Linked DNA regions of Mus musculus: region 2 is linked to region 1. Evidence: chromatin loops called from intact Hi-C (ENCODE). Cell type or tissue: heart. All regions are shown on one strand. Each heading gives the region's core, and the rest is flanking DNA. Links, peaks and the distances in the headings are about the cores only. Region 1 holds the start of Clk3 (CDC-like kinase 3). Region 2 holds the start of Ubl7 (ubiquitin-like 7 (bone marrow stromal cell-derived)).

What was found. A loop is a pair of places that touch in the nucleus more often than their neighbours do. Peaks named below come from ENCODE experiments on the same cell type or tissue, not always from the same donor. Only the 100,000 strongest peaks of a DNase experiment are listed, where the experiment ranks them.
Region 2: a loop joins it to region 1, with 6 times the contacts of the local background. A loop is called at or near these places in 10 of 42 quality-filtered maps.

The regions. Positions count from the first base shown.
Region 1 is chr9:57,763,121-57,768,488 of GRCm38, forward strand. It overlaps Clk3 (CDC-like kinase 3), which reads right to left and starts at 1,994. Exons shown (of 13, transcript NM_007713.5): 1 at 1,954-1,994. Gm32510 (a long non-coding RNA gene) reads left to right here and starts at 4,330. Exons shown (of 3, transcript XR_870786.2): 1 at 4,330-4,420; 2 at 4,737-4,883. In heart, for the core only: CTCF peaks have their summits at 1,564, 2,404 and 2,604; DNase peaks (open chromatin) are centred at 1,241, 2,051, 2,851 and 3,941; H3K4me3 peaks cover 3,962 bases; H3K27ac peaks cover 4,485 bases.
Region 2 is chr9:57,907,743-57,913,110 of GRCm38, forward strand. Ubl7 (ubiquitin-like 7 (bone marrow stromal cell-derived)) reads left to right here and starts at 3,244. Exons shown (of 11, transcript NM_001122873.1): 1 at 3,244-3,317; 2 at 4,896-5,108. The coding sequence starts at 4,925. In heart, for the core only: a CTCF peak has its summit at 3,249; a DNase peak (open chromatin) is centred at 3,219; H3K4me3 peaks cover 2,102 bases; H3K27ac peaks cover 1,633 bases.

The DNA.
Region 1 (5,368 bases), core at 174-5,173:
TTCACACTTATCTGAATGTCCCCCACCCCATGACCTTATGACAGGTGCTCAGGCTGTAGCCTGAAAGCAGTAGCCCATGTCTCACCAACTGACCCAAAAGACAACCTACTGGCCAGGCATACATCTTCCCAAAAGGCAAAGTGGTCCTGCCCATCCTCACCAGGCAGACAGAGCACCCTAAGCATCCTATCTGGAGGATGTTGTAATGCGGTCTAATCTACAGCAGACCAAAATTTTCCTTCTGGGACCTAAGTGGATTTCTATGACCACATATGTCTACTTGAGTGGAAAGTCACAGCCTCAGAGTCGAATGCCAACCTGCTCCACAGCAATACCACTTCACTGTTGCCTTTAGGCAAGTTATTAAACCACTTTAAGCTTCAGCCTCCTCTTGAAACAAGGGAACAATAATCTCTTACAGGCTCCATAGGAATTAAATGTCTGCCCTATAAAGTCAAAAGCCTAGCACAGGTTTGGGCCACAAGAAGTACTAAAGACAGCCTTTCATTAGCACTGAGAAGGTTCCGGCTAACACTCAGGGCTATGTTGAATGCCTTAATTTATAATTCCTTCCAAGGGACCGGGTAGGAAGTTTTGGCAGGAAACCTTGAACTCGATCCCAGTGTTGCCACTTACTGGCCCTGTGGCCTTATACAAGTCACTCTAGACCTAAATTGTCATGCCTGAAAAATGAAGATAACACCTCTCATACTGGCAAAGATGGCCCAATATTTTGGCCATGAAGTACCACACATAGGCAGTAATGGAGATAATCTCCCTTGCAACGCATCCCAGGCAGGTGAAAAATGGGAGCTACCAGGTGGCCCATGTCCTCCTCCCAGCCAGGTCGTTTGAGCCTATTTCTCACAAATTCTCCGATTCCATGAGTCCTCGGCAAAGAAGCTTTTTAAAACGTAAAGGCCACAATTATGCTTTGGGAGGCTCTGCTCTGAACAATGAAGAAAAAGGCAATGTGACCAATGAGACCAAGTTACTGGATGCCAATTTTTCTATGAGCACAGGCCTCTCTGGCTTCTCATTTGCTGTTCCTGGCTAGAGAACCGGGCTAACAAGAAGAGCAGCCAGCCAGGTCAGCGGCTGCCCTCCCGGATTCCTGCCACCCAAGCGACCCATGGTTATTTTTGGCTGGCAGTGCCCCACCACTGCAACCTCAAACCTGCCACCTCGCAATCTGCGGCTGCCACCGGGCAAAAACGCTCCTCCTTTTCAAGGGCACGGAGGAGGGAAACTGGAAGGCCGCCAACTCCGCCTTGATGGGGGCTAGACTCTGGCAATTCCCACCCAAGCATCAGGGCACCCGCACCCGGAACTAAAGCATAGAGGCTCCCGACCGGACCGAGGAGCAGCCTGGACATTTGTACTCCTGGCTTGGTCTGGCCCATTCTCCGGGATGGAGCGGTTCCATCATAACAAAACACGGAGGGGGCCGGCGGCCCGCACTCGAGTCCCTTCCTTCTGCCCGAATCCCAGGGATCTCAGAGCCCCGTTCCCCGTAACCGCCAAGGGAAGACCCGGCGACCAAAGGGATGGCCAGCCTGGGCCAGAATCAAACTCCAGGCGGCGCGCGAAGGAGATCTGCGGGCTAAGCCTCGAGCTCGGGGCAGGGAAAGCCTTTCCAGGATAGCCTAGGTCGGACGCGACCCAGCCAGCGGGCCGGCGCGGGACCCAAAGGGAAGCCTCCCAGCCGGCTCCGAGGCCGCTGGAGCTCCGCCTCCAACACCGCGGGAACCAGAAAAGGGGTCTGCAGTGACCGCCCTCAGGGAGAGAAGCGGCGGGTCAGGGGTGAGAGGTCGGGACCGCGGCCTGACGTGGGCCGAAGAGGGAAATAGGTCCAAGCCGAGACCCGACCGGGTGGCACGGTACCCGTACCGGCGTGGCCGTCCCCACCGACTCACCCCAGCTGCCCGGCCACGGGCTCGGGCCCACACTCACCGTCTCCCAGGCTCCGGCTGCGGCTAGGCCCCACTCCCCACTCCGAGCGCCTCTTCCGCTTCCGGCTCTGGCCTCCGCCCGTGGCAGCACCGCCCCCTCGCGTGACGCAGCCGTCGGCGGCCCGGGCTCGACCCGGCCCAGAGGCCTGACCGCTCTAGCCCCGAACTCGCAGACTCTGGGGGACTGGCCTGCCCCGCCAGGGTCCGGGCGACATCGGTGGAGGTCTCTTCCCGGAGGTCCCGGGAGCAGCCTCGGGCCGCGGCCTGCCCCTCTCCGTGTGGTGCTGCACGTAGGCCCCCGAGGCCGCATCGGTGCGCGACCACGGTCTGAGGACGGCTCTGGGCCTAAAGGAGGAACCCACCGGACTGCCAGGCTGGGGCCGCTTCCCCGCCGCGGCCCAGCTGTGCTCGCCAGCCTCTTCCTGCGCGCGGAGAGGACCGGCATTGTTCTCCCGGGGCCCGGGAGGGCGCTAGAGACGAAGGCGGTCGGTGCGCCCGGGCAGAGGAAGGCGGGCGCGACTCCGCTTGCGCGCAAGAAGCAAACGACACATTCTGCTCTCGGCTTGTGCGGGTTTTTTGAAAGTCCTGGTGCCACGCCCCAGCTGGCTCGAGCGAGCAGTCTCCGGGAAGATCCCCGCGAGCCTCGGCGGTGGGGTCTGACGGAGAAATCGTCCCCTTCCCTTGAACACCTCAGAGCGTCTTGCTGTCAGTCTTGCTAGGAAACCCGCGCCACACAAAAGCCCCGAGCCGCGCCGCGCTCCCGCTCTGCCACTCGAGTCACTCAGCCCGTCCTTTCGCTGCGGCATCGGGCGTGAGGCACCCAGTCTAGACCCCTCCCACCTACTGTCCAACGCTTTGTCGTGGCAGGATCATGAGGTCTTATTTTTTTTTTTTTCAGAAGAGAATACAAGTCGCGGTCCTTTGGTTGGGCCTCGCTTTGACAGCGTCCCCGCCCCCGCGCGTCGCGCAGCCAAGCGGGCGGGTGCCGCGCCTAATTGCCCCACGCCACGCGAGGTCCGCGAGGCTGCGGCGGCCGGCCAGGGCGGGGCATAGCTTTAGGATCTTGCTGACTCAACGCGGACAGCCAGGGTTTCCCAGGTGTCCCCTCCCCGTACGGGATGCGCGCCCACCAGGTGCTGTGGCTCCCTAGGCCCCCCTGCAGTGATGAAACTGCCTTTAGAGAGCTTTGCCTCTGGTTCTGACGTAATGGCCCGGCATCTTCATCACCAACCAAGTAAAAGCGGTTGAGTTAAAAAGCTGGGTGATTATGTTTTGCAAACTCAAACTGACTCATAGTCACCTTCCAACCCCACAGACATTCAACAGCCATTTCAACTGCTTCTGCCCGAGTCCTGCCCCATTGGTTTCCAGCCTAGAAGCCAAAGATTGAAATATCCAGGCGTCAGAAGATGCAGCTCCCACCTGAGGCCAGGCCCACACTGATAGAATTTCCTTCGTTCACAGGTTTCTGTGGTGTCGTCACCTCCTACCAATGCTGCCCAGCCATGTTTCCATGGCTACGGGAAAATAGCATCCTCCAGTTTAAGGCCGACATCCTCAAAAAGTTCCCATCTCCTGCCCTACCCCAAGTGTCAGAAATGAGATAATTTAGACCGTCTTCCTGCCTACCATCCTAACAGGAAAAATCAGGGCCATCTGCCTACAGCCCCCACTCTCTCTACAGAGAGGACTTCTTGCTGACAGCTGATATAGGAGCTGTCTCCTAGCCCTGTCCTCTCCAGAGGCTGCAGCTTGGCCTTCCTCCTGGATGGTCTCCCATTAGACCTTCGTCCTCTTGTCTCTCTTCATAAAACCTAGCAGAAGAAAAGAACTGGTTCTGAAGTAAAGTTAGGTTGATGAACGTCTCCCGGCATACACATCTCATCTCTGTGGTACTCTGTTGAGAGGAACCTTGGAACCGCTCCTCCACCCCTTGCTCAGCCCTGCGCTCCCCCAGAAGGAGACTTGCTGCTTACCCACTGCTCCAAAGCACCAGCTTCCACCAGCCTGTGCCCTGGGCCTGTCAAGCCTTTTCTGTGTGCCTGGTCTGTAGCTTGACTCCAGGGCACCAAGGTGATGTCCCGTTCTGCTTGTACTCAACTCCTACAGCTTCTATTTCTCTCTACCTTTCTTTTCCCCTCCCAGGTTCGTGGGCCCCAGTGCTCTCTCTTCTGTCTGCCCTTGAATTCTCCTCTGCTATATCTAGCTTTGTCCTGCCTGGAATGAATTGATGTACATTTGAGCCTCAGCTCTAAAGTCACCTCCCTGGAAAGTATCTTGGGAGAGGTCAGGTTCTTCTCTGTGCTGTGATGCCACTCTCTTGGCTCTCACCCAATACTCTGCACTTGATCTTAGCCAAAAGGCCGAGAAGCGATCACCCAATACTCTGGAAGTTCAACACAGCTTTGCTTCCCAAATCGGGCAAGAAACACCCTAACTCTGGAAGTCTCGCTTCCTCTTGGGCCTAGGTAGGGTGGACTTGTGGATGTTATGCCAGAGTGTAGGATCAGTCCTCACAGCCTGTTTTAGAGTGAACTTGGGTGATGCTGATGTAGGAAGACAAGGAGGGGCTTTGGGCCTGGAGTGGAGAGAGTCAATCTGCTTAAAGGGGGAGGGGCCTGCTGGAAGGTGGTGCCAACCTAAGAGGGACAAAGTTCTGGGAATATAAGATATGTAGGTGAGCACGGGGTCCCCAATGGAGGAGTTAGAGAAAGGAATAAAGGAGCTGAAGGGGTTTGCAACCCCATAGGAAGAACAACAATATCAACCAACTATATCCCCCAGAGCTCCCAGGGACTAAGCCACCAACCAAAGAGGATCTTTGCTCCTGCTCCTTCGCCTGCTTGCTACGTGAGACTGAGTAACTGCTAGATCCTTGGACTTCCATTCACAGCTGCGACTGAACAATTGTTGGGAATTGAGCTGCCGACTGTAAGTCATCAATAAATTCCTTTACTATCTAGAGACTATCCATAAGTTCTGTGACTCTAGAGAACCCTGACTAATACAGAAGTGGTCCAATGTAGTCAACCTGCCACCAGGTTGCTGGCTGGTCACCTCGAGGAATGGTGCCATATCTGGGGCTCAGTGTTGGTTTCTGCTGTTGGCAGATCTGGCAATCAGCAGCAGCTGTAGCCAGGTCAGCCTTGGTGAGTGGAAGCCCATGTTGCTGAGCCCAAGCATAACCTCCATCTCGACCACCATGGCCACTTTGTTCATGTGCCCATTGAGCAATGACAGGGATGGCTGGGGAGAGAGGCTGATTGTCCACAGAACGGGTCATCTTATCCACTTGATTATTGAACTCCTCCTCAGCTGAAGTCACCTTTTGGTGAGCATTTACATGGGACACAAATATCTTCACATCCTTTGCCCATTTGGAGAGATCTATCCACATACTTCTTCCCCAGATGTCT
Region 2 (5,368 bases), core at 180-5,179, 140 kb after region 1:
CTAATACCTTCCAGGGATAGGCACAGTTTGTCCCATTGATCTTGACAAATCCAGTCCACTGGGACAGCACTAGCAACACCCATATCATTGAAAGAAGTGCCACAAACAAAAATATTCATAGAAATAATGGACTGTTTAAAAAAAGAGAGAGCGGGGCTGGAGAGATGGCTCAGCGGTTAAGAGCCACTGACTGTACTTCTAAAGGTCCTGAGTTCAATTCCCAGCAACCACATGGTAGCTCACAACTATCTGTAATGAGATCTGATGTTCTCTTCTGGTGTGTCTGAAGAGAGTGACAGTGTACTCATATACATAAATAATTTTTTGTAAAGAGCAGAAAAATCCATCTTCTCAAAAAAGAAAGAACACTCAAAAAAGTGCTCTTAACCACTGCCTCGTTTCTCCAGCTCCACCATTTGTGTCTGCAGTAGGAGCTGTTACAGATGAGTTTCATTTACTTTCTTGTGAGACTCAGAAATCCTCATATTTGTATAAGGTTTGTTAAACACCATTTTAAAAGTGTTGAGCTGGGTAAAGGCACTTGCTTTCTACAAAAGCTTGACTACCTGAATTTTAGATTTCCAGAACCCACAGGAAAGGCAGAGAGGCAGTAGTGTGATCCCAGCACACCCCTGCCAGGGGATGGGAAGCTCAAACAGGAGACTGTACAGAAGCTCTGGGGCCATCTAGCCTGCTTTACATGGCATTGAAGAGAACCGATTCAAACAAGATGGAAACTCGAGGGTCAATCCCAGGAGGCAGTCACCTGACTCTACACTTTTATCATGGCACACACCCACCTACACCCATTGCCGTGGCATTCATGCACTCCCCCAGAATACTACTAATAAAAATTTAAATGTCCATTCTTACAATTTGTTTCTCAATAGAATTCTTGATTAGACCAAATGATCTCTTGAACATTTAGTGAATGCTCATCAGCACGTTCTTAGAGCTGACAAGGATATCAGTGTTTCCAAATAAGAACTGGCTGAAGGACCTGGTTTTGGCCTCTTTCCTTCTTGCCAGACGTCTAACTTTGTCTTGTGTCCAGGCTTCTTTTTCTAGGCCCTGACCTTTGCTTGGGAGCACGGTACTTACTCGCTAACTGGGTTTACACAGAACCTGTTTGGTTGATTCCTTCATTAATTTGCCCATTTGCAACATCATCAATTGAAATCTCCTCTCTCCTCTCTGGAGAACAAAAGGCATACAATAAGACAGTCATATTTGATAAATAGCTTTGGCCTGGATCATTCATTCAAGACATTCCTTTTTTTTTAAAGATTTATTTTATTTATTGTATGTAAATACACTGTAGCTGTCTTCAGACACCAGAAGAGGGAATCCGGTCTTGTTACGGATGGTTATGAGCCACCATGTGGTTGCTGGAATTTGAACTCAGGACCTCCAGAAGAACAGTCACTGCTCTTAGCCGCTGAGCTCTCTCCAGCCCCCATTCAAGACATTCTTATTGCTAACCTGCTATGTTTCAGGTAAAGATCAACAGTGGAAGGTAAGCAAGGCAGTTAAGGGCCATTTTTTCATGAAAATTATGATGACAACAAACAAAAGAATCTCCTGAGCATTCAGCTCCATTTTGAGAACACAAAAAGAGACAGAATTTCTGACATCTCCGGCAAACAGTTAAGACACAGTACTAAACAAAATTTAATGAAATAAAGTGTGTTTAAGTGTCAGTACTTTAGTAGATAGAAAATTGGTTAAGAGGATGGCCACTTAATTCCTGAAAGAGGGGCTGTATTTAAAAATGGACAGGATAGGGAAGAAGGACTTTGGGCACCGTGAAACTCTCTAGCAGCATGCATATTTTATAAGACCAGGAGGGTTAATTATGTATGTGTAGTTTGCTTTTTCTCTGTTAAGCTATTGTACTCAGTTACTACCCGAGTTCTGTCCTAGAGTGGACTGTACAAGAATACAACTTTTGTTTTGTTTTGTTTTTCGAGACAGGGTTTCTCTGTGTAGCCCTGGCTGTCCTGGAACTCACTATGTAGACCAGGCTGGCCTCAAACTCAGAAATCTGCCTGACTCTGCCTCCTGAGTGCTGGGCTTAAAGGCGTGCGCCACCACGCCCGGCAAGAATACAACTTTTACACTTGTGTACACAGTAGCTATTATGAACTTTTTTTAAAAAAAAGATTTATTTATGTATTTTATACACTGTCACTGTCTTCAGACACACCAGAAGAGGGCACCGGATCCCATTATAGATGGCTGTGAGTCACCACTTGGTTGCTGGAAATTGAACTCAGGACCTCTGGAAGAGCACTCAGTGCTCTTAACTGCTGAGCCTTCTCTCCAGCCTGAACTTTATCTTTTAAAATTACATTTTTTTATTAGTGTGTGTGTGTGGTCAGTTTTGGGGAGTCAGTTCAATCCTTTCACCATTTGTTCCCGGGGAGGTCCTCAGGTTTGAATGCAAGTGCTTTTACCTGCTGAGCCATCTCACCCGTCCCTCAGCTTCACAGTTTTAAAGTTGGTTGTTTTTGGTTATTGTTTTCCTTAATTGTGGAACTTTCTGAGAAAAATCACTTCTCTCTTGAGTTTAGCTAACTCTAACTTTTGTGTAAACTCAATCCAATTTGATTGTGCATTAGTTTCTCAGCCATCTAAAACAGGCAGTGTCTCCACGAAAGTTCAGTGGAAATTCCCCTCCCCAAACTGATTCTACGAATGACTGTGTTATAAACCCCATTGTTGCATGTTCGCGGTGGGCCAGAAACCCGACTTAATCACTCCCCTTACGGACTCAACTTTTAGCGCCCTGGTGCGCTGCCACAAGGCAGGTTTCCTGGGAGAAAGGAGCAAGAAGCACAAGAGGCTGGCTACGTGGGAGAACTGCGTCTTCATCGGAAGGGCCGCGGGGCGCCTGTCCACTTAGGAACCCGTCCCCCTCGGAGAAGGCTCGCCCTCCGGCCTAGGACTCCTCCAAACCCGGGACAACCAACAGGCTTCACATATATCCCTGGAGAGCGCGGGAATCATCGGGCTATTGGCTGCTTTCGAAAATTCCACACTGAGTCTCCCTACCTCAGGTGGTGGTACAATTGTGTCTGACAGAAAGCTACAACCTACTGGCTTCTAGGACCTCAAACTGCTCGTGCTCGCACTCACGCCTCCTAGGACCCGGAAGCATTGCCACTAGCTGCTGGACGGCCATTTATAAGGGGCTGGGTCTCAGTGAAAACTATAGTCCCCAGAATGCAGCGCGGAGCTTCCGGTTTCCGGCAAGAGGACCAGAGTGAGTGTTTACACCGGCGGCTCGCTGCGGCCGGGTTCCTTCCGCGGGACGGGTGAGGGCGCTGGGCCCCCTCCCTGGGCGCGCGGGGCTCTCGTGGGTCCGGAGTAGCTAACTGGTCCCACGAGAGAGGTGGGGTTGTCAACATTGTCCCTACTCACGACTAGGTATCTGTGACCTTGGGCCAAGAGACTTCAGCTTTCTGAGTCTTTATTCCTGATCTGTAAAATAAGGACAATGATGCCAGTTTCAGGAGACAGTTGTGAGGATTGAAATCGGTATACAAAAACCTCCTTTCTCGCTTTAAACCTAAAGGTGGATAGTACCTTGAAGTCCGCTGGGTCGCACCACAGTTTTTTCTTAGCCTTGTCTTTACTGCAAGAGACCTCTTTGGCAGAAATAGTGTCTGTAACAAGGACTGGTCTTGCGGTACAAGGCTCTTGCACCCTTTGAATTTTTAGATTTATTTTGTGGGCATTCATATATGTCAGGCTGGGGACTGTGTTAGAAAAGCTCTAGTCTTGGCTTTCAAGAATGGGGGGGGTTTCACAAATATGAGGGACGCAATGAGAAGTTGAGAAGTAAATAAGTTGTACAAGGGAAAAAGCAGCAAAGAGAAGGTAGCTTTCTAAGTCTGGCATCTGGTAATGAAGCTGGCTGACTTGTCCTCAAATCTATTGATTTGTGTTGCTCTTTTGCCTTGAGGGAACAGGGAATGTGTGACCAAGAAGAGAGCATGGAACCGATGTGTTTGTGTGGGTCTTGGTAGGAGTTTGCTAAGAGGCCAAAAAGGGAAGAGAACTTATATGCAAAGACAGGAGGTGAGCAGAGTTACATATAGGGGACAACTTTGTTATGAAGTATACTTACGTGTGTTGTTATAAAGGGGCAGGGCTGGGTCTATTGAAGAAAGCTGGTAGGCGTCAGAATAAATGGGTTTGTAATCTGGCTGTGGAGTTAACACCCACCTGTTCATAGAAGTGCTTTGGGATTAATGGGGGCCTTCTAAGCAGTTAAGTTTGTTAGATCTGTGTTTTAACAATAAGACATTGGGTGGTGCTATAGATCTCTGATAAGGGCAGGCAAGAGAGACAAGGGCCCTCCTTAAAGTGTTGTTATAGCTAAATCAAAAGCTGGAGAAGAAAACCAGAAATGAGTGTGTAGAAGGGAGAGGGTTGGGTGATCTTGCTTGAACCTCACAACATTCCTATCCAACTGATTGGCCTTTTGTGTTTACTTTTTTTTTTTTTTTCTTTTGTTTTTTTGAGACAGGGTTTCTCTGTGTAGCCCTGGCTGTCCTGGAACTCACTTTGTAGATCAGGCTGGCCTTGAACTCAGAAATCCTCCTGCCTCTGCCTCCCAAGTGCTGGGATTAAAGGCGTGTGCCACCAATGCCCGGCTTTTGTGTTTACTTTAAAGGTGAAGAAACTGAGGCATAAGAGAAATCCCTTGTAGTCCACCAGAGAAAGAATTAAGGGAGGGACACTAGGTTCTAGTTCTAGCCTCTTAGTGCTACACCTATGTTTCTCTAGCAGTAGTACACTGAAATGATCTTTCCTTTATTCTTGTTGCAGGGAGAGATGAGTAGGGAGGTGGGTTGACTTTTAACCGTTAATGCCTTATTGTTTTACAGGGAGAAAGAGAGAGCGCGAAAGAGAGAGGATGTCTCTCTCAGACTGGCATCTGGCAGTGAAGCTGGCTGACCAGCCACTTGCTCCAAAATCTATTCTTCAGTTGCCAGAGACAGAACTGGGAGAATATTCCCTAGGGGGCTATAGCATTTCATTTCTGAAGCAGCTTATTGCTGGCAAGCTCCAGGAATCTGTTCCAGACCCGGAGCTGATCGGTGAGTCTTCATTGGCAGGAGCTGGGTTGCTGCTCTTGCCCCTGGGACAGGAGGTAAAAGGGCTTGTTGCCTCCTTCCAGAGTAAGTTTTACATGAGTGAAAACATAAAACATGACAAAACTGTTGTTTGTCACTTTAGTCTCATGTTACACTGAACTACGTTATTATTTAAGACTCTTCATTATGATGTTGTTGAAGTCTTTTGTCTGATCGAACAAAATTAGCAAAGACTTGCAGATGAGACAAGACTCCTCAATCTG